Regions from separate parts of the Homo sapiens genome. Here region 1 is linked to region 2. Evidence: read pairs that join two places in POLR2A ChIA-PET (ENCODE). Cell type or tissue: PC-9. All regions are shown on one strand. Links, peaks and the distances in the headings refer to the core of each region. The heading gives the core; the rest is flanking DNA.

The links. ChIA-PET counts read pairs that join two places held together with the same protein. Peaks named below come from ENCODE experiments on the same cell type or tissue, not always from the same donor. Only the 100,000 strongest peaks of a DNase experiment are listed, where the experiment ranks them.
Region 1: POLR2A ChIA-PET joins it to region 2 with 5 read pairs; 15 of 35 experiments call an interaction of 5 or more read pairs at or near these places.

Annotation. Positions count from the first base shown.
Region 1 is chr19:48,342,160-48,359,163 of GRCh38, forward strand. TMEM143 (transmembrane protein 143) reads right to left here. Exons shown (of 8, transcript NM_018273.4): 4 at 3,001-3,195; 5 at 1,162-1,292; 6 at 371-650. Among named protein-coding and RNA genes, the nearest start is that of TMEM143, 13 kb to the right of the region's middle. RefSeq lists enhancers at 1-498, 499-999. In PC-9, for the core only: CTCF peaks have their summits at 9,291 (motif pointing right) and 9,491; no DNase peak of the experiment used is centred there.
Region 2 is chr19:48,620,334-48,631,913 of GRCh38, forward strand. It overlaps SPHK2 (sphingosine kinase 2), which reads left to right. Exons shown (of 7, transcript NM_020126.5): 2 at 69-220; 3 at 5,558-6,029; 4 at 7,359-7,508; 5 at 7,642-7,736; 6 at 7,829-7,944; 7 at 8,348-10,072. The coding sequence starts at 182. The coding sequence ends at 9,440. It overlaps DBP (D-box binding PAR bZIP transcription factor), which reads right to left. Exons shown (of 4, transcript NM_001352.5): 4 at 9,697-10,719. The coding sequence ends at 10,504. Among named protein-coding and RNA genes, the nearest start is that of SPHK2, 6.6 kb to the left of the region's middle. RefSeq lists silencers at 3,831-4,070, 6,999-7,293 and an enhancer at 7,353-7,853. In PC-9, for the core only: no CTCF peak of the experiment used is centred there; a DNase peak (open chromatin) is centred at 7,028; H3K27ac peaks cover 2,496 bases.

The DNA of each region.
Region 1 (17,004 bases), core at 7,004-11,003, 280 kb before region 2:
GAGGGAGGGGAAGGGGAGGGGAGGGGAGAGGAGGGGAGGCGGAAGGAAGGGGAAGAAGGAAGGGAAGGGAAAGGGGAAAAGGAAGGGGAGGAGAGAGAGGGAGAAAGGAAAGAAGGGAGGAAGGGAGGGAGGAAGGAAGGAAGGACAGGGAGGGAAGGGAAGGGAAAGAAAAGAGGAAGAATGGGAAGGAAGGAAGGACAGGGAGGGAAGGGAAGGGAAAGAAAAGAGGAAGAATGGGAAGGAAGGAAGGGAGGGAGGGAGGGAGGAGAGCATGACGCAGGAACAATGCATGAAACAGAGACAACTACAGGGGGCCTGACCTGGTCCCCACAGCGCAGGGCCGCAGGAGGCGTGGCAGGCGCATGCTCACCTTGGAGGCCCGCAGGCCCATGAAGATGGCGAAGAGCAGCAGCAGCAGGGAGGTGGCCACCTTGAGGTCGGTTAGCACCACCATGCCCACGTTGACGAAGATCGCCACGCCGGAGACTACCAGCATGAGGTTGAGCAGGGCGCGCTGCAGGGTGGGCGTGCGCACCTTCAGCTCCGGCAGCAGCTGCTCCAGGCCTTCCAGCGGCGTGTCCTTGAAACTCTTCAGTACCAGGTGTCCCCGTTTGGTCCGGGCTGCCAGGACCACCCGCTTAAAGTATCTCCTGAGGGACAGAGACAGAGGCAGGAGCAGGATCGGGACTGCACTGCCCGGGGAGCCCCCTCCAATCCTAGGACGCTCACTCTGGCTCTACAGTCGCACAACCATCTTAAAAGCGACTCAGTAATCATGGGGAAGAAACCAGGGATCAGCTGTGTCCAACCACAGGGGATCGGTTCAATCGCGCCATCGATCCCTGGTATTGGACGTGCAGATTGTTTGTTGGAATCCTGGCCGTGCCGCATCTTCAGAATGTGGACCTCCCTCTCCGAGCCTCAGTTTTCCTTATTGGAAAATGGGGAGAACTGTCCCCATCCTTTCTCTTCCCCTGGGAATCAAGTGTAGTACTCACTTTCCCTTGAGAAGAAAAGACAGCATTTGGATGAGTCACGCCTCCCATTTCTCAACTTCCCGCCTGGGGCCCAGACACCCAAACCAGACACTGACCTGTCAGTCCCCTCTTGACTCTAACCTTGCTCCCTCTTGCTGCAGCTGGGGAACAAGGGCCGCCTCACCTCTCCGCAGGGGGCAGCTTGGTGAAGAAGCCACGCCTGGAGCCCACGCTGGACTTCAGGGGCATCTGCCCGACTCGCTGGCCCAGGGCCCAGAAGTGAATGTAGACATACTGATCCAAATTTACTGTCACCTGCCGGGGGGATGAAGGAAGCAGTGGCGGGTGAACATGGGCAGGAGTGTTGAGGGCAGGATACCAGAATCAGATGTCCTGCCCCTAAATAATTCCCCCGTTTCCCACTTATCCCCATTCACCATCTAGGCAGGGCTGTCACATATGGTTGTCCATGTCGTATACTGCACAAGGGCTCATGATCTAACACAGTGCCATTCACGTAGAAGTCATCTTTACCATATTTCCTAGAATCTAAGGTGCCACTGACTCTACCTGATTATTTTATGAAGCAACTAAAAACAAAATACGTTGCCAATTAAATGATGTCACACCACCACCTGTAAATTACATCCCAATTTCAGAGATGACAAAACATGACTTTGGAAAAACTGCAGTTTAAAATCACTAAAATGTGGAATTTGGGGAGATTTTAGTATTTTTTATTTCTGTTTTTATTTTTATTTCTATTTTGAGATATTGTCTCACTCTGTCACCCAGGCGGGAGTGCAGTGGCACAATCTCAGCTCACTGCAGCCTCCACCTCCTGGGTCCAAGTGATTCTCGTGCCTCAGCCTCCCAAGTAGCTGGGACTACAGGCACCCGCCACCATGCCTGGCTAATTTTTGTATTTTTAGTAGAGATGGGGTTTCACCATGTTGGCCAGGCTAGTCTCAAACTCCTGACCTCAAATGATCTGCCTACCTCAGCCTCCCAAAGCACTGGGATTATAGGTGTGAGCCACTGCACCCAGCTGATTTTAGTATTTCTTATAATTTTGTTAGCATTTTGCGTGCTTTTAGGGGCTTGGTTTTTTTTTTCTTTTTTAATGTGTCTCTCTGTGTGTGTGTGTTTTGTTTTGTTTTTTTGAGACAGGTTCTCAATTTGTCATCCAGGCTGGAGTGCAGTGGCAAGATCATGGCTGACAGCTCACTGCAGCCTTAAACTCCTGGGATCAAATGATCCTCCCACCTCAGCCTCCCGAGTAGCTGGGACTGCAGGCCCGCACCACCATATCCAACTAATTTTTGTATTTTCTGTAGAGACGGGGTCTCCCTGTGTCGCCTAGATGAGTCCGGAACTCCTGGGCTCGAGCGATCCTCCTGCCTCGGCCTCCTGAATGCTGGGATTACAGGAATGAGCCACTGAACCCGGCCTTGTATTATATTATTTATTATTACAATTTTGGCAGATGGTGCTAAGTCTCTTGCCCTAAGAGAGCCATATCATATGATACTTTTCCAACAGATGGCAGTGAAGTGACCTGAGACAGCAGCACCTCCTTTTTTTTTCCAGATGGAGTTTCACTCTTGTTGCCCAGGCTGGAGTGCAATGGCACGATCTCAGCTCACTGCAACTTCCACCTCCCGGGTTCAAGAGATTCTCCTGCCTTAGCCTCCCCAGTAGCTGGGATTACAGGCACCTGCCACCATGCCTGGATAATTTTTTATATTTTTAGTAGAGATGGGGTTTCACCATGTTGGCCAGGCTGGTCTTGAACTCTTGACCTCAGGTGATCCACCCACCTTGGACCCCCAAACTGCTGGGATTACAGGCTTGAGCCACTGCATCCAGCCAAAAGTAGCCCCTTCTCTGAGTTCACCAAGTGCGCCATATGGGCCACAGTCCCAGGCTCAGGACTACAACTCCCAGCAGCCCATGCCTCTCAGAGGCTCTGCCCCACCCTAGAGGCCTCCTGGGAGTTTTGTTCTCCTAGGGAGCCAAGTACCTGGACCTCATCCTGAGGGTGGTGGACCACCAGCGCGTAGGCCAGGGTGTCCTCAGACAGCGGGGAGAAGTTGGCCTGGGCCAGCAGGGGCTCCAGAGCCCGAAGCACCTCCTGCTCATTAGACAGACGCTGGGGATCCGTTAGTGATGGCTGATCGAGGGTCTCCCTGTCAGGGTTGATGGGGTCATATAAGGCCTAAGAGGAGAGTCAGAGAGAAAAAGATGGGATAGGTCTCTGCATGAAGGATTCTAGGGACATCTAAGGACATCCCTCTCCAGATACTTTCATTTATTTATTTATTTATTTATTTATTTTATTGAGATAGAGTCTCGCTCTGTTGCCAGGCTGGAGTGCAGTGTCACGTTCTCCGCTCACTGCAACCTCCACCTCCCGGGTTCAAGCAATTCTCCTGCCTCAGCCTCCCAAGTAGCTGGGACTACAGGCGCACGCCACCATGCCCGGGTAATATATATATATATTTTTTGTATTTTAATAGAGATGAGGTTTCACTGTGTTGCCCAGGCTGGTCTTGAACTCCTGAGCTCAGGCAATATGCCCGCCTCGGCCTCCCAAAGTGCTAAGATTACAGGCATAAGCCACCGTGCCCGGCCTGTGTTTTTTTGTGTTTTGTTTTTGTTTTTTTGAGACGGAGTCTCGCTCTGTCGCCCAGGCTGGAGTGCAGTGGCACAATCTCAGCTCACTGCAACCTCCACCTCCTGGGTTCAAGCGATTCTCCTGTCTCAGCCTCCTGAGTAGCTGGGATTACAGATGCACGCCACCATGCCCGGTTAATTTTTGTATTTTTAGTAGAGAAGGGGTTTCACCATGTTGGTCAGGCTGGTCTCGAACTCCTGACATGTGATCTACCCACCTCGGCCTCCCAAAGTGCTGGGATTACAGGCATGAGCCACCTTGCTCAGCCCTTTTTTCTTTTTCTTTCTCTTTTTTTTGAGATGGAGTCTCGCTCTGTCACCCAGGCTGGAGTACAGTGGTGCAATCTCAGCTCACTGCAACCTCCACCTCCCAGGTTCAAGCAGTTCTCCTGCCTCAGCCTCCTGAGTAGCTGGGATTACAGACACATGCCACCACATTCAGCTAATTTTTATATTTTTAGTGGAGATGGGGTTTCACTATGTTGGCCAGGCTGGACTCGAATTCCTGACCTCAAGTGATGCAACCACCTCGGCCTCCCAAAGTGAGATTACAGACATGAGCCACTGTGCCCAGCAGATTCTTTTCTTATCACACCCATATCCAATCCTCTGGCAAGTTCACTTGCTAAACCCCTGAATCTTCTTGAATCCACCCTCCTCTCTATCTCCTTTGCTGCTATCTTCTCACTGAAGCCACCTTCATCTCTCACTTAAACAATTATGTAGGGCTTCTGTTCCCCAACTTTTACTCTTACTACTTTCTTTTTATTTATTTATTTTTTTGAGACAGAGTCTCACTCTGTTGCCCAGGGTGGAGTGCAATGGCATGATCTCAGCTCACTGCAATCTCCACCTCCTAGGTTTAAGTGATTCTCCTGCCTCAGCCTCCCGAGTAGCTGGGACTACAGGTGCCCACCACCACGCCTGGCTAATTTTTGTATTTTTAGTGGAGATGAGGTTTCACCATGTTGGCCAGGCTGGTCTCGAACTCCTGACCTCAAGCGATCCCCCCACCTCAGTCTCCCAAAGTGGTGGGATTACAGGCGTGAGCCATCGCACCTGGCCTACTCTTGCTACTTTTCAACCAGTATCCACATGGCCATTGGGAAGAACTTACTGAGGCTGTAAACAGCTCCCACAATCCACCCCTCCAACAGCTTCCCACTGTATTTAGAATAAAATCTAGAAGCTTTCCGTGATGTTCAAGTTCCCTCACAAACTGGCATCTAACCTGCCTGCCTCATCTTATGTCCCTAAACGTCCCCCCTAAAAAACTCTTGGAATGAATGTCGCGTGAGTTTCCAGTTGCCTAGCCTATTTTGCTCACGGAGAGACTGAGTCTCAGGATGACATATAACTTGTCCCAGACTCTACAACAGCCTCCAAGGAAATCACCCCTCTATAAAACCAGATCATAAACCTAACCCTCCATGTGTCTCTTGGGAGCAGGGGTCCTATGAAGCAGCTTGTTCAGGCCAGGTGCGATTCTGAATTAGTGGAAGGAGAGAGGGCCGGTTCTCCAAGTGGGAGGAATGGCCTAAGTGAAGGTTTGGTCATGGGGAAGCCCAGGGCCTCAGAAACAACTGAGCAAGGAGACTGGGATGCAGAAGAGATTCAAAGGCCGGCACAGTGGCTCACGCCTGTAATCCCAACACTCTGGGAAGCCAAGGTGGGAGGATCACTTGAATCCAGGAGTTTGAGACCAGCCTTGGCAACACGGTGAAATCCTGTCTCTACAAAACTTTTTTTTTTTTTTTTTTTTGAGACAGAGTCTCGCTCTGTTGCCCAGGCGGCAGTGCAGTGGCATGATCCCAGCTTACTGCAACCTCTGCCTCCCAGGTTCAAGCGATTCTCCTGCCTCAGCCTTCTGAGTAGCTGGGACTACAAGCGAGCACCACCATGCCTGGCTAATTTTTTGTATTTTTAGTAGAGACGGGGTTTCACCATATTGGCCAGGCTGGTCTCAAACTCCTGACCTTGTGATCCACCTGCCTTGGCCTCCCAACGAGCTGGGATTACAGGTGTGAGCCACCGCATCTGGTCTTTTTTTTTTTTTTAATTAGCCAGGCACAATAGTGCATGCCTGTGGTCCCAGCTACTTGGGAGGTTGAGGTTGGAGGATAACTTGAGCCCAGGAGGTTGAGGCTGCAGTAAACCATGATCGTGCCACTCCACTCCACTCCAGCCTGGGTGACAGAGCGAGACCCTGTCTCAAAAAAAAAAAAAAAGAAAAAGAGAAAGAGTCAAGCCAAGAAAATCCTCCTCTGAAGTAAGCCCTAGGGCTGTGCCCACATCCTCCAGCCTAGGCTGGTCGAGCAGTTCTGGGACTTACAGAGTGACCTTGAGAAATTCCATTCCCAGGCTGAGCTGCAGTTTGAAAGCTGGAGAAAGAAATCTGCATTGATCAAATGTCCACTGTGAGCCAGATTCTCTTCTGGAAACTTCACATCCTCCCAGGGCTTTGGGCCAAAAACCTGGACATTGCACGTGATCCCTGTTGCTCCCTTCCCTGTCACAATAAATCCTGCCGATTCCACCTTCAAGCAGACCGCACTTCACCCAGCTCTCTCCTCCCCACCCGCCTGGTCCCAGTCCATGCCAGCCACCACCATTTCATCCTGCCTGGGTGAGCCCAACAGCCTTCTCAATAGTCTCCCCAAATCCTGTAACACACACCATCCCCTGCCAATCGGTTCTTTACACAGCTTCCAGGGAGATCTCGTCAAACAATAAAATAACAACAATCATCATCAATGATAATGGTGCACATTTACATAGCACTTACTGTGTGCCAGGCACAGATTGAAGTATGTTACACGCACATTCTCACAGTGTGAAACTCCTCATTTACAGATGTGGAAACTGAGGCACAGAGAGGTTAAGTAATTGCCCGAGGTCACATGGCCAGGAAGTGGTGTAACCAGAATGACACATTTGACCATGTCAATCTCCTGCTAAAACCCTCCCAAGGCTTCTACTGCCCTCGGGAATCAGGATCACACTTCCTAGTAGGGCCTGCAAGGCCTCACAGGACCGTAAATCCCCTCGGTCACTCCATACCATCCAGACTGTCTTTAGGTTGGCTGGGCGCGATTGCTCATGCCTGTAATCCCAGTAGTTTGGGAGGCCGAGAGAAGAGGATTGCTTGAGCCCAGGAGTTTGAAACCAGCCTGGGCAACACAGCAAGATCCCATCTCTACCAAAAAAAAATACATTTATATATATAAAAATTAGCCAGGCGTGGTGGTGCACACCTGTGGTACCAGTTACTCAGGAGGCTGAGGGAGGTGGATTGCTTGAACCCAGGAGATTAAGTCTATAGTGAGCCATGATCACAGCTTGGCACTCCAGCCTGGGCAACAGAGAAGACCCTGTCTTCAAAACAACAACAACGACAAACCAGATTGGTTTTAGTTCCTCCAGCCACAGAGACTTTGCACATGCTGTTGGAAGACTCTCTCTACACCCTTCCTGCCTCCTTCCCTTTTCACCATTGAAGTCTTACTCTCTGTCATATTCTAGGTCCATCATCACTATCAAAAAGCCTCGGACAGGGGCAGTGGCTCACGCCTGTAATCCCAACACCTTGGGAGAACAAGGCAGGAAGGACTGCTTAAGGCCAGGAGTTCAAGACCAGCCTGAGCAACGCGGTGAAACCCCATTGCTACTAAAAATACAAAAAATTAGTTGGGCATGGTGGCGGGCGCCTGTAATCCCAGCTACTCCGGAGGCTGAGGCATGGGAATCACTTGAACCCTGGAGGTGGAGGTTGCAGTAAGCTGAGATCGCACCAACTGCACTCCAGCCTGGACAACAGAGTGTGTCAGTGTGTGAGTCTCTGGCTCAAAAAAAAAAAGCAGCAGCCTTCCTCTACTCATCAAACTGAGCAGGGCCACCCTGTGTGGTTGGGCAGGATGTACACTGCACAAAGATACCAGATCTAAGGGCAGACCTGTCCATTTATCATGACAGCCACCCTTCAGATGGAAATAAAGGAACAGAATAGCACCATCCACTAGAACTCCCTGCAGTGAGGGAAATATTCTAGATCTGCACCATCCAATAAGGTCGACACTGGCCATAGGTGGCTACTGAGCACCTGAAACATGATCAGTATGCTGAGAAACAAAATTTGTAATTTTGTTTTAGTTATGTTAAATTTTAACAGCTAGTGTCTACATTTAATTTTTTTTTTTTTTTTTTTTTGAGACAGAGTCTCACTCTGTCACCCAGGCTGGAGTGCAATGGCGCAATCTTGACTCACTGCAACCTCCGCCTCCCGGGTTCAAGTGATTCTCCTGCCTCAGACTCCGGAGTAGCTGGGATCACAGGAGCCCGCTACCATGCCAGCTAATTTTTTTTTTTGTTGTACTTTTTTTTAGTAGAGACGGGGTTTCACTATGTTGGCCAGGCTGGTCTCGAACTCCTGACCTCATGATCCACCCACCTCGGCCTCCCAAAGTGCTGGGATTACAGGCGTGAGCCACTGCGACCAGGCTACATTTAAATTTAATGAAGTTCGTGGCTACTATAACGGACAGTTCCAGGCTAGAGAAAGAGGCACCTTTTTCTAATTTGCACATGGACCCCAGTATAGCAACCAAGGTTCAGGTTCACTCTGTTATCCCCCTGCAGGGCACCATGCCCATCGCCCTCATGGTCTGAACTTAACCATCACTGGGGAGAGCATCTGATTCATGACCGTCCCCACCACCCACGTTCAGCTCCCAGAGCGCACGATGCAGGCCCAGTTTCACTCCTCAGTGAAGACACAGCACCTGGCACCGGGCCTCGCACAAACATCTGCTAAAAGAATGACTTAATTGGTGCCGGGCACAGTGGCTCACGCCTGTAATCCCAGCACTTTGGGAGGCTGAGGCAGGCGGATCATTTGAGGTCAAGAGTTCGAGACCAGCCTGGCCAACATGGTGAAACCCCGTCTCTACTGAAAATACAAAAATTAGCCAGGCATGGTGGTGCGCGCCTGTAGTCCCAGCTACTTGGGAGACTGAGGCAGGAGAATTGCTTGTACTCAGGAGGCGGAGGTTGCAGTGAGCCAACACAGTGCCACTGCACTCCAGCCTGGGAGACAGTGAGACTACATCTCAAAAAAAAAAAAAAAAAAAAAAAAAAGAATGACTTAATTGGGTCTTTGTGGCAATTGCTGCTGCCATATTCCACCATCAAGCATTCCCTTGTGGCTGTCACATGCCATCTGTCTACTGAGGACTCCCAGATTTCCATCTGCAGTCCAGATATCTCGCTTGAGCTCCAGATTCACACGGCTGGGCGTCTACTCAATACTTCCATACAGATGCCCCATGGGCCTCTCAACACCTCCGCAAGGGCATCCTCTCAAACCCACGATGCCCCAAACCTGCTCCTCTCAGCCTTGTCCCCATCTCAAAAGATGCAACTCCATCCTTCCAGGTGCTCAGGCCCAAAGCCTGGGGGTCATCCTGGAGTCTTCCCTTTCTCACACATCCAACCCATTGGCAAATCGTGATGGTAACACATTCAAAACAGATGCAAAATCTAACTGCTTCTCAACCCTTGGTCTCAGCCACCCTCCTCCCTGGCCTGGGAGCTGTTCTCCCCGCCCCGTCCCCATCCCCAGTGGGTTCCCCAAGCAGCCACCAGAGGGCGCCAGTTTGCACCTACAGCAATTCCAGTCTTTGCTTAGAACACTCTGCTTAGCCACCGACCCACTCAGTCAAAGCAAAGTCCTCACCACCGCCCAGGGGGGCCCTGCAAGATCTGGCCCCAGGTCCCCCTCCCTCTGCCCTCACCTCCTCTCTCTTCCCTGGGTCGCCAGGCTCTAGCCCCGCAGGCCTCCTGGCTGTTCCTCCACACACCATGCACACTGCTGCCCCAGGGCCTTTGCACGTGGAGTTCCCTCACATCTCCATAGGGCTTGCTCCCCTCTCCTTCAGGTCTCTGCTCAAATGTTCTCTGCTCAGTGAGGCCTTCCTGACCACCTTACCTGAAACTGAAAAACACCCCCTCCCTTGCTTTCCTTTTCTCCTTATTAGGTTTTGAAAAAAAGAAAAATACAGTCATCCCTTGGTATCCATAGGACATCAGTTCCAGGATGTCCCATGGATACCCAAACCTACAGATGCTCAAGCCCCTGATATAAAATGACATGTCTGCAGCCGGGCGCGGTGGTTTACGCCTGTAATCCCAGCATTTTGAGAGGCCGAGGCGGGCGGATCACGAGTTCAGGAGATCAAGACCATCCTGGCTAACATGATGAAACCCTGTCTCTACTAAAAATACAAAAAATTAGCTGAGCGCGGTGGTGGGCGCCTGTAGTCCCAGCTACTCGGGAGGCTGAGGCAGGAGAATGGTGTGAACCCGGGAGGCGGAGCTTGCAGTGAGCCGAGATCAAGCCACTGCCCTCCAGCCTGGGTGACAGAGTGAGACTCTGTCTCAAAAAAAAAAAAAAAACACCATATCTGCATATAACCTCTACACATCCCCTCATATACTTTATTTTTATTTTTTTAGAGACAGGGTCTAGCCCTGTCCCCCAAGCTGGAATGCAGTGCTGCAATCATGACTTACTGCAGCTTCAACCTCCCAGGCTCAAGCGATCCTCCTGCCTCAGCCTCCCAAGTAGCTGGGACCACAGGTGTGTGCCACCACGCACAGTTAATTAAAAAAAAAAAAATTATGGAGGCCGGGCACGGTGGCTCACACCTGTAATCCCAGCACCTTGGGAGGCCGAGGCGGGCGGATCACTTGAGGCCAGGAGTTCCAGACCAGCCCGGCCAATATGGTGAAACCCCGTCTCTACTAAAAATACAAAACCTAGCCAGGCATGGTGGTGCACACCTGTAGTCCCAGCTACTCAGGAGGCTGAGGCAGGAGAATCACTTGAACCCAAGAGGCAGAGGTTGCAGTGAGCCAAGATCACACCACTGCACTCCAGCCTGGGCGACAGAGCAAAAATCTGTCTCAGAAAAAAATATATATATATTTTGTGGAGACAGAGCCTTACTATGTTGTCCAAGCTGGTCTCAAACTCCTGTCCTCAAATGATCCTCCCACCTCAGCCTCCCAAAGTGTTAGAGTTACAGGCATAAGCCACTGTGCCTGGCCACGTATACTTTAAATAATCATCTCTCTCTAGATTACTTATAACACCAAATACAATGAAAACATTATGTAAATAGTTGTAATGCTACATTGTTCAGAGAATAATGACAAGGGAAAAAAAGAGTCTGTACATGTTCACTACTGATGCAATTTTTTTCCCAAATATTTTTTATCCACAGTTGGTTGAATTCACAGATGCAGAACCCATGGATATGGAGGGCTGACTGTGCAGGACACCACTTACATCTGAATTTCAGATCAACGACAAACTTTTTTTTTTTTTTTAAACGGGGTCTCACTCTGTTGCCCAGGCTGGAGTGCAGTGGTGTGATCTCGGCTCACTGCAACCTCTGCCTCCTGGGTGCAAGCGATTCTCCTGCCTCAGCCTCCACAGTAGCTGGGATTACAGGCGCCAGCCACCATGCCCAGCTAATTTTTTTTTTGTATTTTAGTAGAGACGGGTTTTCACCAGGTTGGCCAGGCTGGTCTCGAACTCCTGACCTCAAGCAATCCACCCGCCTTGGCCTCCTAAAGTGCTGGGATTACAGGTGTGAGCCACCATGCCCGGCCCAACAACAAACGATTTTTTTAGTTTAACTACATCCCATGCAATATTGGATGACTGTATTGCATAGGACACACTTCCACTGTACTAAAAAATTACACATAGTTTATCTGAAATTCAAATTTACTGGGTATAATGAGTTGAATGTTGTCCCCTAAAAATTTACATCCCTTTGGAACCTCAGAATATGATCTCATTCGGAAATAGGGTCTTTGCAGGTAGAATTAAGGTAAAGATACAGATGAGATCATACTAAATTAGGGTGGAACCTAAATCCAATGAGAGTGTCCTTATAAGAGACAGAAAAGGACACACATAGGACACCGAGAAGGCAGCCACAGGAAGATGGAGACAGGGGTTGGAGTGACTCATCTACAAGCCAAGGAGCACCAAGGGTTGCTGGCAGCTACAGGAAGCCAGGAGAGACACCATAGATGCTTCCCTCTCAGGGCCTCCACAAGGAAACATCTTTTAATACATTTCACTTCTTTTTTTTTTGAGACATAGTCTCACTCTGTTGCCCAGACTGGAGTGCAGTGGTGCGATCTTGGCTCACTGCAGCCTCCGCCTCCCGGGTTCAAGTAATTATCCTGCCTCAGCCTCCGGAGTAGCTGGGATCACAGGCATGTGCCACCACACCCAGCTAATTTTTGTATTTTTAGTAGAGTCGGGGTTTCACCATGTTGGCCAGATTGGTCTCGAAATCCTGACCTCATGTGATCCACCTGCCTCGGCCTCCCAAAGTGCTGGGATTATAGGCGTGAGCCACCGCGCCCAGACTTTTTCTTTTTTTTTTTTTTTTTTGAGACATAGTCTTGCTCTGTCACCCAGGCTGGAGTGCAGTGGTGCGATCTCAGCTCACTGCAGCCTCCGCCTCCTGGGTGCAAGTGATTCTCCTACCTCAGCCTCCCGAGTAGCTGGGACTATAGGCACCCGCCACCACACCCAGCTAATTTTTGTATTTTCAGTAAAGATGGGGTTTCACCATGTTGGCCAAGCTGGTCTCGAACTCCTGACCTTAAGTGATCCGCCCACCTCGGCCTCTCAAAGTGCTGGAATAACAAGCGTGAGTCACTGTGCCCGGCCAAATTTCACTTCTGTACCTTGTTGCTGGTCTCTTCCTCAGTAGAACAGAGCCTGTGAGGTACATCTCTCATGCTGTCCACTGTCTCCCAGAGCCTCAAGCCATTCCAGAGACACAGTAGGTGCTCAATAAATATTTACTGAGCGAACTCAATGAATGAATGAATCAGCGAAAAAAGATCAGAGAGAGGTCACCCGCCAAGGTCACCCGCACCACTAGTGAACAACCAAGCTATTGTTTGAACCGAGGCTATGCTGCTTCTTTCCCTGCCCAGGCCACATCTTCAAAGGACTTAAGTCATCAGCAAATGGTCACCCAGCGGGCCTCACCCGCCTCTGCCACTTCTACCCTGCCCCTGCCTCTGTTTAAAATCTCCTGCCTGGGAGATATATGCTTATTCACTTATGTTCTTTCTACATTTCTATATATTTATACATTTCTATAATAAAATAGGCTTTTTTTAACTTTTTTTTTTTAAGAATCTTGCTCTGTCACCCAGGCTGGAGTGCAGTGGCGTGATCTTGGCTCACTGCAACCTCCACCTCCCGGGTTCAAGTGATTCTCATGGTTCAAGTGATTCTCATGCCTCAGCTTCCTGAGTAGCTGGGACTACGGGCACCCCCCACCACAACCGACTGATATTTATATATTTAGTACAGACAGTTTCACCGTTTGCCAGACTGGTCTCGAACTCCTGGGCTCAAGTGATCCGCCTACCTCGGCCTCCCAAAGTGCTCAGATCACAGACAAGACATACCAAGCCCAGCCTTAACTTTTAAAAAAATAGAAAAAGAAAAAAACAACCGTGGCTCCAGAGGCCATAGGTGCCCTGTGGAAGAGCTTGGAGGCAGGCAGACGGGGGCTTGATCTCGACTCCACCAATTATGAACTGTGTGATCCTGGGCACAACCCGGGCCCTCTGAGACATTCAGTTTCTCCATGTATGAATGGGCTGATGGCGGCTGTCTCTCCGCACTGCAGGAAGGAGTCAATAAGCCAGACACAGCAAGCGCTCAGCAACAAGGGGCTGTGATGGCCACTGTTGCTGGGGTTGTTATTATTCAAAGCAAAGTGCGGAGCTGCAGAAGGCAGTGGTGGGATGTGGCGAGGGGTGAATGCAGCAGGCCTGGGTTGTCCAAACCCCGCACATTCCAAAGAAAGGACCGGCCCTGGACCAGCTTCTGGGAGGGAACCTCTAAGCCCTTGGAATGTCCTGACTGATAAGAGTGTCTTGGTTTACCTGGGGCCTGGGGCCACACTGGATGCTGTGTGTTAATGTTGTCATCTATGGTCAGGGCCTGGAGCCACTGAGCATCAGTTTGACCTCGGAGGGGCTGGAGTCTCAGGTCAGCCACCATGCATATGTGACTGACCCCCAGTAAAAACCCTGGCCACCCAGGCTTACAGGAGCATCCCTGGTTGGCAGTACTGCTTGCGTGTTGTCACACATCTTGCTGGGAGAATTAAGTGCCGTCCATGACTCCACCGGGAGAGGACAGCTGGACGCTCACGCCTGGTCTGTCTTGGATTCTGCCCCATGTGCCTTTTTCCTTTTTTTTTCTTTTTTTTTTTTGGGATGGAGTCTCACTCTGCTGCCCAGGCTGGAGTGCAGTGGCACAATCTCAGCTCACTGCAACCTCCGCCTCCTGGGTTCAAGTGATTCTCCTTCCTCAGCCTCCTGAGTAGCTGGGATTACAGCTACTGGGATTACAGCGCCACTATGCCCAGCTAATTTTTGTACTTTTAGTAGAGACAGGGTTTCACCATGTTGGCCGGGATGGTCTCGATCTCCTGACCTCGTGATCTGCCAGCCTTGGCCTCCCAAAGTGCTGGGATTACAGGCGTGAGTCACCACGCCCGGCCCTCCTTTTTTTTTTTTTTTTTGAGACAGAATTTTGCTCTGTCACCCAGGCTGGATAGTGCAGTGGCAAAATCTCAGCTCACTGCAACCTCCGCCTCCTGGGTTCAAGCGATCTCCTGCCTCAGCCTCCCAAGTAGCTGGGATTATAGACATGCGCTACCAGGCCCAGGTAATTTTTTTTTTTTTTTTTTGAGATGGAGTTTCACTCTTATTGCCCAGGCTGCAGTGCAATGGTGCGATCTTGGCTCACTGCAACCTCCTCCTCCCAGGTTCAAGCAATTCTCCTGCCTCAGCCTCCCGAGTAGCTGGGATTACAGGCATGCACCATCACACCCAGCTAATTTTGTATTTTTAGTAGAGACGGGGTTTCTCCATGTTGAGGCTGGTCTCGAACTCCTGACCTCAGGTGATCCGCCCGCCTCGGCCTCCCAAAGTGCTGGGATTACAGGCGTGAGCCACAGCACCTGGCCTTTTTTTTTTTTTTTTTTTTTTTTTTTTTGAGATGGAGTCTCACTCTGTCACCCAGGCTGGAGTGCAGTGGCGCGATCTCGGTTCACTGCAAGCTCCGCCACCTGGGTTCAAGCGATTCTCCTGCCTCAGCCTCCTGAGTAGCTGGGATGACAGGCACATGCCACCACACCTGGCTAATTTTTGTATTTTTAGTAGAGACGGGGATTCATCATGTTGGTCAGGCTGGTAATTTCTGTATTTGCAGTAGAGACAGGGTTTCGTCATGCTGGCAAGGCTGGTCTCGAACTCCTGACTTCAGCTGATCCACCTGCTTTGGCCACCCAAAGTGCTAGGATTACAGGCGTGAGTCACCGCGCCCGGCAGTACTACCATCTATTAATAGATCCTCCCACAGCAGTTTCTCAGCCCAGACCTCTCCCTTCACCTCCAGATCCACATATTCAAGTCTATCTTTCTTTTTTTTTTTTTTTTTTTTTCTGAGACGGAGTCTCACTCTATCGCCCAGCTGGAGTGCGGTGGCGCAATCTTGGCTCACTGCAAGCTCCGCCTCCCGGGTTCACGTCATTCTCCTGCCTCAGCCTCCCGAGTAGCTGGGACTACAGGCGCCCGCCACCACGCCCGGCTAATTTTTTTTTGTATTTTTAGTAGAGACAGGGTTTCACCGTGTTAGACAGGATGGTCTCGATCTCCTGACCTCATGCTCCGCCTGCCTTGTCCTCCCAAAGTGCTGGGATTACAGGCATGAGCCACCACGCCCGGCCTCAAGTCCATCTTTCTACCTGCCTTTCTAAAAGGCAGCTCAATGGATAAAGAAAATATGGTCTATATACACCATGGAATACTACTCAGCCATAAAAAGGAACAAAATAATGTCTCTTGCAGTAATTGGATGGAGTTGGAAGGCCATTATTCTAAGTCAAGTAACTCAGGAATGGAAAACCAAATAGCCGTATTCTCACTTTATAAGTGGAAGCTAAGTAAGCTATGAGGGTGCGAAGATACACAGAGTGATATAATGGAATTTGGGGACTCAGGGAGGGGGGTTGGGATGGGGGTGAGGGACTACATATTGGGTATAGTGTACACTGCTCTAGTGATGGGCACACCAAAATCTCAGAATGCACCACTACAGAATTCATCCATGTAACCAAAAAGCACATGTACCCCAAAAACTACTGAAATAAAAAATGTTTTAATTAAAAAAGAATGGGCCAGGCACGGTGGCTCACGTCTGTAATCCCAACACTTTGGGAGGCCAAGGCAGGTAGATCACGAGGTCGGGAGTTTAAGACCAGCCTGAGCAACATGGTGAAACCCCATCTCTACTAAAAATACAAAAATTAGCCAGGCGTACTGACACACGCCTGTAATCCTGGCTATTCGGGGGACTGAGGCACAAGAATCACTTCAACCCGGAAGACAGAGGTTGCAGTGAGCCAAGATCGCACCATTGCACTCTAGCCTGGGCAGCAGAGTGAGACTCTGTCTCAGAAAAAAAAAAAAATATATTAGAATAAATAAATTCATAAATAAATGGTAGCTCAAATTCTTAAGTCCAAAACTGAGCTCTCAGTCCTCCCTGCAGATCTTTCTCCCCATCCCACCACGGTCTCCCCCATCCCAGTAAATGGCAGCTCCATCCTCCAGGAGGCTCAGGCCAGAACTGCTGGAGACGCACCCCTACTCCTCTCTCTTCCTCCCCAGAACACCCCCACAGCCAGCACATCAGCAAAACGCTGATGCCTTCCAACATAACCAGCATCTGACCGTTTTTCACCATTTCCATCGCTATTACCCTTGTCGGAGCTTCCATTATCTCTCCCCTAGACAAATATAATAGACTCTTTCATAGATGTCCCTGCCTCTGATAGTCTGTTCCCTACACTGCAGCCAGAGAAATCCTGTTAACACCTAAATCCGCTGCTCACATCTCTCCTCAGCTCAGAGCCCTCCCATGGCTCCCGGCTCACTCAGAGTCAAAGCAAGGTCCTCGGCCTGGCACAGTGGCTCACGCCTGTAATCCCAACACTTTGGGAGGCCAAGGCGGGTGGATCACTTGAGGTCAGGAATTCAAGACCACCCTGGCCAACATGGTGAAACCCAGTCTCTACAAAAAGTACAAAAATTAGCAGGGGGAGGTCGTGGACGCCTGTGGTCCCAGCTACTCAGGAGGCTGAGGGAGGAGAATCGCTTGAACTGGGGAGGCGGAGGTTTGCTGTGAGCTGAGATCGCACCACTGCACTCCAGCCTGGGCAACAGAACAAAAACT
Region 2 (11,580 bases), core at 4,799-8,798:
CATTGAGCCTGGAAGGGCCTCCTGCAGTTGGCTGTCAATGCTGCTCCTCACTTACCTCTCCTCCACAGAGCTGAAGGTCAGGCCAGGACAGTGAGACCTGACTCCTTGCTCCTACCAGCCTACTATGGCTTAAGACCCAGGGCCAGGGTCCCGTTGATGTAACAGAGCAGAGGACCAGCAGATGAATGGACACCTTGAAGCAGAGGAGCAGCAGGACCAGGTAAGGGACCATCTAAAAGCCAAGATCCTCATACTGTGGAAAGACAAAATCTGAAGCTTTTCTTTAAAAAAAAAAAAAAAAAATTGGAGGCCAGGCGTGGTAGCTCAAGCTTGTAATCCCAGCACTCTGGGAGGCCAAGGCCTGCGGATCACCTGAGGCCAGGAGTTCGAGATCAGCCTGGCCAACATGGTGAAACCCCATCTCTACTAAAAATACAAAAATTAGCCAGGCATGGTGATGCGCACCTGTAATCCCAGCTACTCGGGAGACTGAGGCAGGAGAATCATTTGAACCCGGGAGGCAGAGGTTGCAGTGAGCCGAGATCGCGCTGCACTCCAGCCTGGGTGACAGAGTGAGACTCCGTCTCAAAAAAAAAAAAGAAAAAACAGGGTCTCACTCTTGCCCAGGCTGGAAAGCAGTGGCACAATCACAGCCTACTGCAGCTGCAACCTCCTGGGCTAAAGTGATCTTCCCACCTCAGCTTCCCAAGTAGCCTCCACCATGGCTGGCTAATTTTTTTATTTTTATTTATTTATTTATTTTGAGGTGGAGTTTCGCTCTTGTTGCCCAGGCTGGAGTGCAATGGCACGATCTTGGCTCACTGCAACCTCCGCCTCCCGGGTTCAAGCAGTTCTCCTGCCTCAACCTCCCAAGTAGCTGGGATTACAGGCATGCGCCACCACACCCAGCTACTTTTGTATTTTTCATAGAGATGAGGTTTCTCCATGTTGGTCAGGCTGGTCTCAAACTCCCGACCTCAGGTGATACGCCGGCCTCGGCCTCCCAAAGTGCTGGGATTACAGGCATGAGCCACTGCACCCGGCCAATTTTTTTATTTTTTCTAGAGACTAGGTCTCCCTCTGTTGCCCAGGCTGGTCTTGAACTCCTGAGCTCAAGGGATTCTCCCACCTCAGTCTCTCAAAGTGTTGAGCTTACAGGCATGAGCCACCGCGCCCAGCCTGGGAGCCCTTCCATAAGTGATTTCAGACCTTCTCTCCAGGCAGGTGTTCCAGTGGGATAATTTAGGAATCAGAGAAACTGAGGGGTTGAGGAGGATACTTATTATTTATTATTTAGGTGCACTGGCCCAGTCAGATTAACATCGAAAAAGACTGAGCACCGAACAAAGAGTCAAGTTACATTTTAAGTATTTCGTGGGGTAGGGGGAGATCTGTGCAGGGGGAAGCATATTATAGCAGCGAGAAACAAAGACAGTTATTCAATTGAGACATGCATTACATTATTTCTTACTTTTCAAGGAAAAACATGTTTTAGGACTTGAGTTTATCCTGTCTAGTGACCTTGCAGCTGCACAGTTAGAGAAACAGGGTCTTCACGATGCCTGGGAAAGGGAGTTAGATAAGGCTCACTAGCCACAAACAGAAAAACAGGCAGTTAATTTTTAAAGGACTCAATCTCGGGCCGGGCGCAGTGGCTCACGCCTGTAATCCCAGCACTTTGGGAGGCCGAGATGGGCGGATCACGAGGTCAGGAGATCGAGACCATCCTGGCTAACACGGTGAAACCCCGTCTCTACTAAAAATACAAAAAAAATTAGCCGGGCATGGTGGCGCGCGCCTGTAGTCCCAGCTACACACGGGAGGCTGAGGCAGGAGAATGGCGTGAACCCGGGAGGCGGAGCTTGCAGTGAGTCGAGATCGCGCCACTGCACTCCAGCCTGGGCGACAGAGCGAAACTCCGTCTCAAAAAAAAAAAAAATAAAAAAAAATAAAGGACTCAATCTCTTTCTCTTCCTCAGGGGGAATTGGGTTTTTTACATACAACTGAGTTTTTGCTTACACATTCTTTAATTTCTTTTAATTCCTGTTTCAGTGTGAATAGCTTTCTCCCTACTTCCCAGACAGGACAGCTGAGGCCAAGAATTCAGGGGCTTCCCAGCAGTCACACAGCAAGTGTGTGTGAGCTGCAGGGTCCTTTCTCCTTTTCCTCCTCCCTGTCCTCTCGTCTGTGTGACTTAGGCTCTATGTTTGAATCTCAGCTTCTTTGCCCAGTGTCTCTGCCTTTCCTTCTCCCAGGGCCCCAAGCTCAGTTGCTGTGCCCCAGTCTCAGTCTTACTGGGTTTCTGTTCCCCCTTCTCTCCGTGTCATTCCTTGGCACATACTATCTGGTGCTGTTGCTACTGTGGGTTGGATGCTAGGTACATGATTTGGCAATAAGCAAACTTCTTCCTACATTTGTCTCTCTTTTTTTTTTTTTTTTTTTTTTTTTTGAGACAGAGTCTTGGTCTGTTGCCCAGGCTGGAGTGCAGTGGCATCATCTCGGCTCACTGTAACCTCCGCCTCTTGGGTTCAAGCGATCTCCTGCCTCAGCCTCCTGAGTAGCTGGGATTACAGGTGCGTGCTACCACACCTGGCTAATTTTTGTATTTTTAGTAGAGATGGGGGTTTTGGACCAGTGAGGTGGCTCACGCCTGTAATCCCAGCACTTTGGGAGGCTGAGGCGGATGGATCACGAGGTCAGGAGATCCAGACTATCCTGGCTAACACGGTGAAACCCTGTCTCTACTAAAAATGTAAAAAATTAGCCGGACGTGGTGGCACGTGCCTCTAGTCCCAGCTACTCAGGAGGCTGAGGCAGGAGAATCGCTTGAACCAGGCAGGCGGTTCAGTGAGCCTAGATCGTGCCGCTGCACTCCAGCCTGGGTGACAGAGCCAGACTCCATCTCAAAAAAAAAAAAAAAAAAAGAGAGAGAGACGGGGGTTTCTCCATGTTGGTCAGGCTGGTCTCGGACTCCTGACCTGGCGATCCACCCGCCTCGGCCTCCCAGAGTGCTGGGATTACAGGCGTAAGCCACCACGCCTGGCCTACAGCCTACATTTGTCACTTTCTAGTGAGCTCTGTCCTTGTCTCCTAATGCATATCTCTTTCTCTCTATGCAATTCTGTTTCTAAGTCTCCTAATATATACTTGCCTTTCTTTCAATTTCACCATGTCTTTGCCTCGGTGCATCTGTCAACATCTTCACTTTCTGTCCCAGTTCCTCCCAGCCCCTGGGCTTCCAATATTCTCTCCCTCCCTCACCTTTGACCTAGAGATACTGTCCCCATCTCTCTGTCTCTGTCTTGCCATGTGACTGGTTCATTCACTGGGCAGATGTTTATCTCATGCCGCTTCCATTCTGGTTTGAGCCTGAGATAAATAAGTCTGAATTAATGAGCCTCTCCTTCGCGGCTTCCATTCCAGAAGTGTCTGTCTCCATCTGTCTCCGTGTCTGTCATTTTCAGGGTTTTCTTGTATCCTTACCTTGCACATTCTCAATCCCACTGTTTTGGTCTCTTGTTTATATCTCTGCTTTTCTCTGGGTCTCTCTGACTCTGTAACTGTCCGAAAAAAAAGTATCCTTCACTTTCCCCACTCTCCCTCTCCTCCCAGCTCTCTTATTGCCTCATCCAACCTCTGTGGGTCTCTGCCTTGCTCTGTGTCTGGATCGGATCTCTGGGCCTTTGTTACGCGTGTTAGAGTCTCTGTCTTTGCAGCTAAAGACCTCCTCCCTCACGCCCCTTTTCTTTTGTGAATTCAATGGATGAGACAGGCCCACTCTCCCTTAACAAAGATGGCGACAACGGCGCTGTCTATGGGGCCGCGACGTCGTCTCCGCTGCGCGTCGGCCCTCACCCACGATGGCGGCCAGTCTCCCGAAGCGCGAGGCCCCGCCCAGCTCTCGGCCTCTCCCGCGGCCGGTCCCTGCACCAAGCTCGCGAGCTGACTGGCTCCACCCCCCGCGCCCTCGTATTGGTGCGGCCCAGGCCGGCTGCACGGCCATTGGCTGAGCGGATGCACACCCTCCCCCCACCCCTAGGTCTGATGGGGGCTGTTGGTGCTGACTTGCGGGACCGCCTGGAGGAGGACCCGGCGTGTGAGGAGGGTGCGGGGGTCGGGGCAGGGACCGGAGTCTAGGGGACTGAGGGACCAAGAGGAACAGAGACTCAGGCCCGGGACTGGGGCACCGGGGTGGGAGATGGAAATGGAAAACCTGGGCCAGGACTGAACCCAGCCAGGCCTGGGACTGGGTTCTGGAAATAAGAGTGCGGATGGCGGTTTGGGGGCCCAGGGCCAGACACGCAGGCCTATGGATTGGGGACCAATGGATGGAGACCCAGGTCCAGGTCTCGGGGACCCAGGGACAGAGACCCAGGCCCAAGACTGGAGGACATCTAGGGCTCTGTGCTTGAACCTGATTTGAGGTTCCCATAATGGGGCCAGGGCAGGTTTGGGGGTGAAGCAGACGTCCTGGACCCGAGAGAGCCGCTGGGGATAGGGGGGCAGATGTAGTTCCTAAGGGTGAGTCCACAGGCGGTGGGGGGTGGGGGGCTGTCCTGGCGCTCTGGGCCTGGGGAATGTGAGGGGCAGGACTGGCAGGTGGCTGGGCGGGGCAGTGGGGAACAAAGGTGAGCGAAAGGAGGAGGCAGAATCCGGGCAGAGGGCAGGGAGAGGGCCTGTGGGGAAGGGACCTCAGTCCTGCTCCCACCCGCTCCCTGGAGAGCAGGCGGCCAGACACCCAGGTCAGTGCTCAGGGACCAGCTCTTGGCCCCTGCCCCTTGCAGGCGCTCGCATGTGGCTCCTCTCGGACCCCGTAGTCCCTGTCATATCCCTTCTCTCCAGCTGTCTCCATGCCTGCCTCGTACCCCTCCTATTTGCTCTCCCTTCCACTCTGTCTTGCCTTTCTCGTTGGGGTGAAAAAGTCTTACTCTCTTAAGTATCTTTCATCGCCTGAGTTTCACCTCATTGACCCTGTTTGTCTCCTCTCAGTGTTTCTCTGGCTCTCAGACCCTATCTCTATTGCGTTTGTGATTGTTTTGCTGTTTTACCCACTGCACCGTATGGGGGGTGGGGGTGTCGGGGAGGTGTGTCTTTCAGTCTTTGCATGTCTGTTTCTGCATATCCAATCCCACTATCCATTCCCCTTCCTGTGCCTTCTTTTCCCCCAAAGCCCGTTATCATCACCCAACCACCTGTATATTTCAATCCTTTCTCTTGTTTATCTATTCCTATGAAGGCAAGGATTTGGGGCTATTTTGTCTCCTGCTGTGTTTGCTAGGCCTAGCACCGTGATTGGCACATAAAGGGTACTGAATACTTACTGGGGAATAAATGATTGGATGTTTGCATGCCCGGGTCTCCGGCCCCCTCTGGGATGCTGGCCTCTGTCCCGCATCCTCAAGGTCTGCCCACACCTGTCTGAGCCTGTCTGTCTCTGATGCTCCTGTCTCACCTGCCACTGCCCCTCATTGTCTCCTCCTGTCCACAGCCCCTGCCCCTCCCTGCCCCTGCCATGGGGTCCTGAATTCTCACCCCTTCTCTCCTCCCTTCCCACAGAGGCCAGACCAGGAGCTGACCGGGAGCTGGGGCCACGGGCCTAGGAGCACCCTGGTCAGGGCTAAGGCCATGGCCCCGCCCCCACCGCCACTGGCTGCCAGCACCCCGCTCCTCCATGGCGAGTTTGGCTCCTACCCAGCCCGAGGCCCACGCTTTGCCCTCACCCTTACATCGCAGGCCCTGCACATACAGCGGCTGCGCCCCAAACCTGAAGCCAGGCCCCGGGGTGGCCTGGTCCCGTTGGCCGAGGTCTCAGGCTGCTGCACCCTGCGAAGCCGCAGCCCCTCAGACTCAGCGGCCTACTTCTGCATCTACACCTACCCTCGGGGCCGGCGCGGGGCCCGGCGCAGAGCCACTCGCACCTTCCGGGCAGATGGGGCCGCCACCTACGAAGAGAACCGTGCCGAGGCCCAGCGCTGGGCCACTGCCCTCACCTGTCTGCTCCGAGGACTGCCACTGCCCGGGGATGGGGGTGAGGTGCTGGGCAGCTGCTCTATCCTGGAGCCACCTTGGTGTCTCTGCAGAATTTCCTCCATAGGCAGCTGTGTCTTTATTTTTCTGTGTGTCTGGGTGATGTATCTCTCTGGATCCGTTAGGAGTGATACACAGGGATGGGCTACAGAAGGAACAAAAAGACAAGAGGACCGGATGTGGTGGCTCATGTCTGTAATCCTAGCAATTTGGGAGGCTGAGGCGGGTGGATCACCTGAGGTCAGGAGTTCGAGACCAGCCTGGCTAACATGGTGAAACCCCATGTCTACTAAAAATACAAAAAATTAGCCGGGTGTGGTGCTGCGCACCTGTAATCCCAGCTACAGGAGGGTGAGGCAGGAGAATCGCTTGAACCCAGGAGGCAGAGGTTGCAGTGAGCTGAGATCGTGCCATTGCACTCCAGCTTGGGCAACAAGAGCAAAACTCTGTCTCCAAAAAAAAAAAAAAAAAAAAAAAAAGCACAGGCAGAGGTCGCGTGCAGTGGCTCATGCCTATAATCCCAGCACTTTGGGAAGCCAAGGCAGGCAGATCACCTGAGGTCGGGAGTTCGAGACCAGCCTGGCCAACATGGCGAAACCCTGTCTCTATTAAAAATACAAAAATTAGCCGGGCATGGTGACGGATGCCTGTAATTCCAGCTACTCGGGAGGCTGAGGCAGGAGAATCACTTGAACCCGGGAGGCAGAGGCTGCAGTGAGCCGAGATTGCACCATTGCACTCCATCCTGGGCGACAAGACCGATACTCCATCACAAAAAGCAAAACAAAACAAAAACGCAGGCAGAGAAAAGTGATTTACATCTGCTGTTCTCTTGCTAGATTTATGTTTCTGTCTCCTATCCTCTTCCCCTTTGCATGGGTCTTGACCACAGGTGAGTCACCCAGGGTGGTGAGAGCAGCAGCCTGAGACAGGACCAGGTACCACCCAGAGTGATGGGTGCCAACAGAGGTCTAGGGCTTCCCTGGAGTTCAGAGGTGGCATCTAATCCTGCCTGGGGCCCCTAAGGGCTGGAAGTAACCTAATCCTGGGTAATAGGTGTTTGGGGTGAGGAAAGTGGGAACCACAGCTCTGAACTACAGCTCCTCCCACACATGGGGACAAAGGGCATTTGGTTTCACACCTAAGCCCTGCCTTTGTCTCAGCAGCTAGGAGTTGGGGCAGGGCTGCATACCTAGGCCTGGCCACATGAGAGCCAGCAGGTCCCAGGGGCCAGCCCTCCACCAATTCCGTTGGGGGCTGATGAAGGGACTGTTTCCAAGGTGGGGGGCCTGGGTCACTGGCCTCTGCAGACCCTAACCTCTCTCCACAGAGATCACCCCTGACCTGCTACCTCGGCCGCCCCGGTTGCTTCTATTGGTCAATCCCTTTGGGGGTCGGGGCCTGGCCTGGCAGTGGTGTAAGAACCACGTGCTTCCCATGATCTCTGAAGCTGGGCTGTCCTTCAACCTCATCCAGACAGGTAAGGGCCAGTGAGAATGGGAGCTGGGGGCTGGGACAGCTGAGTCCTAAGGGAGCAAAGTGGTGGGTGGGACTCCTGGGTCTATGGGGCTGGGGTGGGACAGCCTGCCTAACAGCCCGGTATCCCACTTCAGAACGACAGAACCACGCCCGGGAGCTGGTCCAGGGGCTGAGCCTGAGTGAGTGGGATGGCATCGTCACGGTCTCGGGAGACGGGCTGCTCCATGAGGTAGAGCAGGAGCACCCTGCCCCTAGCCCTGGGCCCTGGGGGACTATAGAGACTGCCACCAGGACCCAGGCTTCTGGTCTCCCACCCTCCAGGTGCTGAACGGGCTCCTAGATCGCCCTGACTGGGAGGAAGCTGTGAAGATGCCTGTGGGCATCCTCCCCTGCGGCTCGGGCAACGCGCTGGCCGGAGCAGTGAACCAGCACGGGGGGTAGGTTGAGGATACCACGAAGGGAGGGATGAGCCCCTCCTGGGGTGATAGGGACCCCTATATCTCCCACTCAGCCAAACCCACAGTCAGTCAAGTAAATCAGCCTGCCTGTGGGATGCTCACCCCCAGCTCCTGGACATTTTTGCCTGCCTGCTTCCCAGCTGTATCCCGAGCGCCCAGAACTCTGCCTGGCATGGGAGGCACTCAGTGAATTGTAGGGAGCAAATGAAAGATGACCAGGAACCTGGCCCCGTAAGGAGTCGCCTGGAGGTGGCCCCACGGCTGTGGTGGGCCTGGGCCATGGCCTTCGTGGTCTCATTGCCAGCTGCTTTCCTACCTGTCTCTTTCCCCAACCCCTGTTTGCTCCTTCCTTCTGTGTGTCCGTCCATCTCCGGCTGTGAAGATTTGAGCCAGCCCTGGGCCTCGACCTGTTGCTCAACTGCTCACTGTTGCTGTGCCGGGGTGGTGGCCACCCACTGGACCTGCTCTCCGTGACGCTGGCCTCGGGCTCCCGCTGTTTCTCCTTCCTGTCTGTGGCCTGGGGCTTCGTGTCAGATGTGGATATCCAGAGCGAGCGCTTCAGGGCCTTGGGCAGTGCCCGCTTCACACTGGGCACGGTGCTGGGCCTCGCCACACTGCACACCTACCGCGGACGCCTCTCCTACCTCCCCGCCACTGTGGAACCTGCCTCGCCCACCCCTGCCCATAGCCTGCCTCGTGCCAAGTCGGAGCTGACCCTAACCCCAGACCCAGCCCCGCCCATGGCCCACTCACCCCTGCATCGTTCTGTGTCTGACCTGCCTCTTCCCCTGCCCCAGCCTGCCCTGGCCTCTCCTGGCTCGCCAGAACCCCTGCCCATCCTGTCCCTCAACGGTGGGGGCCCAGAGCTGGCTGGGGACTGGGGTGGGGCTGGGGATGCTCCGCTGTCCCCGGACCCACTGCTGTCTTCACCTCCTGGCTCTCCCAAGGCAGCTCTACACTCACCCGTCTCCGAAGGGGCCCCCGTAATTCCCCCATCCTCTGGGCTCCCACTTCCCACCCCTGATGCCCGGGTAGGGGCCTCCACCTGCGGCCCGCCCGACCACCTGCTGCCTCCGCTGGGCACCCCGCTGCCCCCAGACTGGGTGACGCTGGAGGGGGACTTTGTGCTCATGTTGGCCATCTCGCCCAGCCACCTAGGCGCTGACCTGGTGGCAGCTCCGCATGCGCGCTTCGACGACGGCCTGGTGCACCTGTGCTGGGTGCGTAGCGGCATCTCGCGGGCTGCGCTGCTGCGCCTTTTCTTGGCCATGGAGCGTGGTAGCCACTTCAGCCTGGGCTGTCCGCAGCTGGGCTACGCCGCGGCCCGTGCCTTCCGCCTAGAGCCGCTCACACCACGCGGCGTGCTCACAGTGGACGGGGAGCAGGTGGAGTATGGGCCGCTACAGGCACAGATGCACCCTGGCATCGGTACACTGCTCACTGGGCCTCCTGGCTGCCCGGGGCGGGAGCCCTGAAACTAAACAAGCTTGGTACCCGCCGGGGGCGGGGCCTACATTCCAATGGGGCGGAGCCTGAGCTAGGGGGTGTGGCCTGGCTGCTAGAGTTGTGGTGGCAGGGGCCCTGGCCCCGTCTCAGGATTGCGCTCGCTTTCATGGGACCAGACGTGATGCTGGAAGGTGGGCGTCGTCACGGTTAAAGAGAAATGGGCTCGTCCCGAGGGTAGTGCCTGATCAATGAGGGCGGGGCCTGGCGTCTGATCTGGGGCCGCCCTTACGGGGCAGGGCTCAGTCCTGACGCTTGCCACCTGCTCCTACCCGGCCAGGATGGCTGAGGGCGGAGTCTATTTTACGCGTCGCCCAATGACAGGACCTGGAATGTACTGGCTGGGGTAGGCCTCAGTGAGTCGGCCGGTCAGGGCCCGCAGCCTCGCCCCATCCACTCCGGTGCCTCCATTTAGCTGGCCAATCAGCCCAGGAGGGGCAGGTTCCCCGGGGCCGGCGCTAGGATTTGCACTAATGTTCCTCTCCCCGCGGGTGGGGGCGGGGAAATTCATATCCCCTGTTCGTCTCATGCGCGTCCTCCGTCCCCAATCTAAAAAGCAATTGAAAAGGTCTATGCAATAAAGGCAGTCGCTTCATTCCTCTCAGACCTTCTGCCCTTCCTCCATCCGACAGCCCGCGGGAGGACTCAGACTCCAGCACTTCCAGCAGCGCCTGCCCTCTATGGACGACAGCCCGGAGCTGCCCACGGGCTGCAGCCAGTATGCCAGGGAGCTGCCCTCTTCTTCCACAACAGCTGGCTCTGGGGTTCTCAAGATTTATTCAGGATCGTGTTAACGGAGGCGGTGGGAGGATAGGGTCCCTGACGTGCCGGGGACACACACAGAGAACCCTCCCCGCCCCCGCAAGGGAGGGGGGAGGCTCGCTTTTTCTTAAAAATATAAATGTATTTATCTGCATTATCACGTCCCTGGGGCACCCAGCTGGCCGGCCCGTGGGCCACAGGGCAGGAAGGGAACAGGGCGTAAGTCTCAGCAAGGCGGAGGAGAGCTCCGCCAGGTGGGGATGTGGGGCAGCCTCACAGGGCCCCGTGCTGGGCCTGGTATCGGGACAGCACGGCGCGGTAGTGGGACAGCTCCTGGCGCACGGCCACAACTTCCTGCCGCAGCAGGGCGTTCTCCTTCTCCAGGAAGGCCGCCCGCACCGATATCTGGTTCTCCTTGAGCCGCCGGGCGTCACGGGACCGCTTGGCTGCCTCGTTGTTCTTGTACCGCCGGCTCCAGTATTTCTCATCCTGCAGGAGAAGAGGGGGAGAGCACTGAGGTCCAGAGGGACCCAGGTCCCAGCGAGAGAGGAAGGGAGCCCCAGCAGCGGGGCCTAAACCACACCAGGTCTCTGCTGGGATAGGTACCCAAGGGTCTGCCTTTCTAGGGCCCTGGTTGCTAAGGAGATTGGGCCCCTAGCAACAGTAAAGGCATGAGATAGACCCCCCACCCTCAAGCAACTCGCTTCAAGTCTCCACTCTGCAAAGCGGACCCCAGCCCTCCCCACATGATAAAGGCCTGCATGCAGTTAGCTCTTGCTTGCTAAGGATGCTTGTTCCCTAGCAACAAGGCCTTCATGGTCTGAGGGCTTCTCCCAATGAAGAGCACTGCCCTGCCCTGCACATTGCCTTTCCAGATCCTGGTTGCTAAGGAAAGCTTGGTGCCCTGGTGATGGGGTTTGGTGTCCCATAAAATCCTCGCAGAGCTGGGGCCTTCTGACCTGGTTGCCAAGGCAACCTCATCCATCCTTGGCAAACAAAAGTGAGGTCTAAGTGGTTTCAATGACTGTGGCCAGCCTCTGACCTGCTGGCCTTGAACTGAGGCCAGAGAATAGCCTCCTCCCCAGTAGGACCTGACTGAGAGAAGAGCTGTCTCTTAGGAAAGGGGACTATCCTGAGACCTCCCCAGAGGATTATACCTAAAGTCCTCCCATCCTGGAAGTTGGTTCCTAAGGAAGACTCCTCCTTAGTAACCAAGGACCACGGGGCTCAGAAAGATGCTCTCTACTCCACTATTTAATTAAAGCCCAGTTCCTGCTTGTGAGGGTAAATCCAGTCCCTAGCAACAGGGCCCTCTAGAAGGAGAAACCACTGGTGTAGATCTGACTTCCA